2 separate regions of the Homo sapiens genome follow, and region 1 is linked to region 2. A link is a contact called in ENCODE Hi-C or POLR2A ChIA-PET data. All regions are on one chromosome and are shown on one strand. The core of a region is the stretch at or near the end of the contact, and the rest is flanking DNA. Distances in the headings are between cores, read along the strand shown. Region 1 has its middle 17 kb from the start of TPRKB. Region 2 holds the start of STAMBP (STAM binding protein).

The links. A loop is a pair of places that touch in the nucleus more often than their neighbours do. ChIA-PET counts read pairs that join two places held with the same protein, here RNA polymerase II (POLR2A). Pooled maps may share reads with other maps.
Region 1: a pooled map shows a loop between it and region 2 (2.4-fold over the local background). The contact joins the enhancer-like site here to the promoter of STAMBP in region 2. A Hi-C loop is called at or near these places in 1 of 168 maps with a recorded cell type or tissue (MCF 10A), 2 of 37 single-sample maps with no recorded cell type and 9 of 50 pooled maps. POLR2A ChIA-PET finds 5 or more read pairs at or near these places in 6 of 52 experiments (A673, PC-3, Panc1 and 3 more).

The regions. Positions count from the first base shown.
Region 1 is chr2:73,752,771-73,755,470 of GRCh38, forward strand. No RefSeq gene overlaps it. Among named protein-coding and RNA genes, the nearest start is that of TPRKB, 17 kb to the left of the region's middle. RefSeq lists a silencer at 1,228-1,411. Within about 2 kb of position 1,306, at least 2 of the 41 ENCODE cell types and tissues checked have a DNase peak (open chromatin) inside an H3K27ac peak, as active enhancers do.
Region 2 is chr2:73,827,681-73,830,380 of GRCh38, forward strand. It overlaps STAMBP (STAM binding protein), which reads left to right and starts at 1,281. Exons shown (of 10, transcript NM_213622.4): 1 at 1,281-1,830. LOC105374807 (a long non-coding RNA gene) reads right to left here. Exons shown (of 3, transcript XR_940246.3): 1 at 2,636-2,700; 2 at 1,077-1,224. RefSeq lists a silencer at 1,052-1,270.

The DNA of each region.
Region 1 (2,700 bases), core at 56-2,555, 75 kb before region 2:
TCAAAGAAAACTGCAAAAGGTAAATGGGATCCTTGGGTTGCCAATCTCACATTTAGTGGACTTAGCTTTTAAAGTGTACTATGCTCAGGATGAGGCTCAGGAAAGTGCAAATTGAAGCAACAAGTAACTCACTGGCAGCTGTGCTTGACTACCAACCTAGGGGAAAAGGAAGAAATCAAAGAGCGGCTCACGCCCCCTTCAGAAAAAAAACCAATATGCCTATTGTAAGAAGGAGGGACACTGGAAAAAGGGCTGTCCCAAATTGACCAAAGCAGCTAGCAAGTGCAGTGTCCCTCAAAATCAGATGAGGAGAGAGAATAATATTTAGATGAAGACTGATGTGTCCCAGGGACTCCCTTAGACTTGGAGCAACCAGTGGCTATATCCCCACAGGATTCCTAGATACAACTGACAGTGGGGAACAGAATGATTGACTTTTTACTTGACACAGTGCCACATATTAATTAATTAACAATTGTCTCTCTCCAGCTTTGGGAAAAACCATTACTGTTACACGGATATTGGGAGACACCATTATCCCTTTCTACAATCTTCAGGTTACCATTTACGAGAGACCGGCCTAGGGCATAGTTTCTTGTACATGCTTAATGCCCAGTGCCCCTCCTGGGCTGGGATTTGCTTGCCAAATTGTATGCTCAACTTGTCTTTCCCCCCAGATGCCTAGATATAATGATTCCTTCTGAACAAGTTTGCAGGTTTCAAATACTCCTGCTGCAACCAGAAAACGAAGAGGTTCAGGACATTCCAGAAGAAATTCTCACACAGGTAAGGAGAGATGTTTGGGCCCAAGGGAAGCCAGGGAGAGTGGTCACAGCCAAACCCATAAAAATTAAAAGAGAGACACAGAATACCCATTAAAGGAAGTGGCATGAAAGGGTATTCAACCACTCTTGGAAGGCTTTTTTGGCACAAGGACTGATTTGGTCCTGTAATTCTCCCTTTAACATTCCTGTTCTACGGTGGGCAGCAAGCCACCCAGGTGCTGAGGCAAGAGACCGAGGGCACAAGTTGTTCCAGTATAATAAAATATATAAAACAACAAGAGTTATACTAGATCTAAATCATAGACATGATTATATATGAATATCATTAATCATTAGTTTGTAGCAATTACTCTTTATTCCAATACTGTAATAATCCTCGCTCTATAATCATAACCTAGGAAAAACCAGGCCATACAGAGATAGGAACCGAAGGGACATAGTGAGTGAGAAGTGATCAGAAGACAAGAGTGCAAGCCTTCTGTTATGCCCGGACAGGGCCACCAGAGGGCTCCTTGGTCTAGTGGTAATGCCAGCGTCTGGGAAGACGCCCATTGCCAAGCAGACCGTGGTCTAGCAGTAGCATCAGTGTCAAGGAAAAACACCCGCTACTTAGCAGACCGGGAAAGGGAGTCTCCCTTTCCCTGGGGGAGTTTAGAGGAGATTCTACTCCTCCACCTCTTATGGAGGGCCTGACATCAGTCAGGCCCGCCCGCAGTTATCCGGAGGCCTGACCCTGTCTCCCTGTGATGCTGTGCTTCAGTGGTCACGCTCCTAGTCTGCTTTCAAGTTCCATCCTGTACACCTGGCTCTGCCTTTTAGATAACAGTAGCAAAATTAATGAAAGTACTAAAAGTCTCTGATATGCAGAAATAATGGCGTAAGCTGTCTCTCTCTCGCTCTCCCTCTCTCTGCCTCGGCTGCCAGGCAGGGAAGGGCCCCCTGTCCAGTGGACACGTGACTCACGTGACCTTATCAATCACTAGAGATGACTCACACTCTTTACCCTGCCCCTTTTGCCTTGTATCCAATAAATAACAGTGCAGCCAGGCATTCGGGGCTACTACTGGTCTCTGCATCTTGGTGGTAGTGGTCCCCCAGGCCCAGCTGTCTTTTATCTCTTTGTCTTGTGTCTTTATTTCTACAATCTCTCGTCTCCACACATGGGGAGAAAAACCCACTGACCCTGTGGGGCTGGTCCCTACATCTTACCATCATGCAAGTCCCATTAAGACAACTACAGTTTCGGCTGGGCGTGGTGGCTCACGCCTGTAATCCCAGCACTTTGGGAGGCCGAGGCGGGCGGATCACGAGGTCAGGAGATCAAGACCATCCTGGCTAACATGGTAAACCCCATCTCTACTAAAAATACAAAAAAGTTAGCCAGGCGTGGTGGCAGGCACCTGTAGTCCCAGCTACTCAGGAGGCTGAGGCAGGAGAATGGCTTGAACCTGGGAGGCGGAGCTTGCAGTGAGCCGAAATCGTGCCACTGCACTCCAGGCTGGGTGACAGAGCGAGATTCGTCTCAAAAAAAAAAAAGACAACTACAGTTTGTACAAGACTTAGGGCCAGTAATGAAACAGTCTAGGACATACACCCTATGGTAACTAACCCCTATAGCTTGCTGATCACTTTGTCAGGAGAACTAGGTTGGTTTACAGATTTGGACTGTAAAGATGCCTTATTTTGCATTAGACAAGGAGACACAAGAGATCTTTGAATTTGAATCTCTGAGGCTGGGACACAGGTCAATCAGCAGTACTGTTATCTCAAGGATTTAAAAATTCCCCCACAATCTTTGGGAAATTTTTGGCATGGAACTTAACGGACATCTGGCTGACAGAAGGAACGCTTTTACAATATGTGGATGAAATCTGTGTTGCAAGACCTTCAGAGCTTTCCTTGAAAATACCATTCA
Region 2 (2,700 bases), core at 31-2,530:
AGTAGAGTGCCCTATACAATTATCTTCCCAGATTTATCTGCAGTAGATCCATGAGAGTTGATAGTAGACCCATGCACATTAATGCTTGCTGGGGGCAGAAGGGGAGGTGATATGATGCAAGCAAGTACTTTCAACCCTAAGTCTGAAAAGTTGATGACTACACAAAATCACTTCAGGTAACTCCAACAGAAATATACACAACGGAGGTTGGGAGAAATGAGAGATCTGGAGGCTGGCTAGGTGGAGGAGGCAACACCTGAATTAGGGATTTAAGCTAGACCTTGAAGAATAGGTCATGCCATCACACTAACAAACTCACAGGGAGGCTCCCAAATTTTGGGAAAGTGTCCCCCAGAGACTTAGACTTTTAAACCAAAGCCTAATGTTTCACAAAGTCTTCTGAGACAGAATGATTAGCAAGCTTGTAGGACCTTTTTGTAAAGAGGATGTATATGGATTCGTACAGACACACATCTACATGCAGAACGTGCCATTCTGTATTTGATGCATAAAACCACCTTGTCCCGGTCTCAGGGCAGGAACAGTGTCATACAGATTTTTGTGTCTCCACTGCTTTTGCATAGCGGCTCTTAGAGATTAAACGCTTTTTTTCCAAATATTTTATAGGTTTTTTGACATTAAAACGTTAGTCTCATCTGGGTGCGGTGGCACACGCCAGTAATCCCAGTACTTTGGGAGGCAGAGGCAAGAAGATCGCTTGAGCCCTGAAGTTGGAGACCACAGTGAGCTATGATCACACCACTGCACTCCTGTGACAGCCTGGGTGACACCGCAAGACCCTGTCTTAAAAAAAAAAAAAGTTAGACTTATGTTCTTTTCTAAGCAATAAAATTAGTCTTAGATATTGCCTAATATCTAAGACTACCAATTTTTGTGTAGAATGTAATACAAGCTAAAAAATACATTCGAAAGACTTTCTGTCCCCCAATTTATAAATCCTGGTTAGTTTAGCTAAGTCTGCAGTTGTGCTGGGATCAGCAATCCCTCCTTAAATGCAGGAGTATTGTGAGTGTGATGAGGGACTACCCCAAATCAAAATAATTTTAAAAGCAAACCTTAGCTTGCTAATTGGTTCCACTTTCTTCCTTGTTCCTTTTCCTTTACCAAGATGGCCGCTGTGTCGTTCGCTCCTCATTGGTCGGATTTTCCGCAGGTGCCGATTCTAGCCCCACCTACTAGCTCTCCGTTCCAAGTCCTAAATCACTGGGAATGTAATAGACAGACGAACGGGAGTGGGCGGAGCGGGCGCCGGATGTGACGTTTCCGGAACCTCCGGGTGTCATCCGCGGGGAAAGGTGGGGAAGGGTCCCGGGAACGTGGTGGGGCAGGGCCTCCGAGCGTGGTTGGACTTTGAAGGGGATCGGCCGCCGTGAGTGTGGGGCCTGCAGCCTACTCTCCCCGAGTCCCCTGCCCGGCCTGCCTCGCTCGAGGCACCCGACGGCTTCTGTCTCCGCGGGCTGGCGCCTGACCAGCCAGGCCCAGCGGTTCCCCGCCTACTGCATTTGAAAGATCCCGAAAACCCTGGATGATTGTGCCTGGGGTTGGCAAGTTCGTCTTGAGTGCCTTCAAGAAGGGTTCCTCAAGCAGTTGTCGATAGAGCCCTCCCTACTGTATACGCCCCCTCCGCTCATTCCTGCTACTTCCTTTCTCCTCCTCGTATTTCCCCCTCGGTCCTTTACGCCGCCTTTCCCCCTCATTTGCAGATGCTGCATCCCCTTTTTGGAATTGCTCAACCAGGTGGTAACCGGCGCCGCTTCCTGGCCTTGGGAGGTGGTTCCTTTCTTAACCCACAAGAACCTCTCCCAAGAGGTACTGAGATGCAACAAGCATCCTCTGTTTCAGTTAACTTTCATGGGCCGTGGACTAGGTTTACTAATTACTTGGGGAGGTTTTAGATATGCTTGCGGCTTTCTGAGTCCCTAAGGAGGCCTCGTGAGAGATGGACTATCTCTGCATCCCTAGTAGTCCTCACGGCTTTTGTGCTATTAGTGAGGGTGTTTTAGAGGGGAAGGTTTGTGGAGGAATTGTGACCCGAATATTGAAGAGACCTAAAGATGGAATTGGCTGAGAGAAGACTACCCCTGAGGGAAGAGTTGTAGTAGAAAAGAAAAACTGGATAGATAAATGAAACTGAAATGTGAGGATGCCTGGGCGGATTGGAATCCTGACTGAAGCAAAAGATCTCTGTTGGGGAGGGCCAGTTGCCACAGGGCCTTGAATTCCAAGATTTATTCTACTGTAGTTTGTGTATTCTAGAGCATACTGATTAGGGTTTGCTGTAATGCAATGTGTGTCAAATGCCCAGTTTTATTTTGGAGATGATAGTGGTGATATCTGGTTGGAATTTGGAATCTGATTCTAACAGCAACTATATCTAGAAAGACTAGAATTACTGGAGTTTTGGGACACCAGGGGTTTTTGCAATGCAAGTTACCATCGTGCCTTTTTGTTATTCAGTGTTTAGTCTATGAAGATGAGTAAATGGTTGTTTTCAAGATTTAAGTCTCTTGCCATGATAATGATGAATGAATGATTTTATAGATTGACTATAGTGGTTTAGTGAGCAGAGTTACAATTATGAGCATTAATTCCCAGACCAGTTCCCCTAACTCACCTTGTGCTCAAATATGAAAAAGGATACCACAGAAAATGTCAGTTACTCTCAGATTAAGTAAAAAT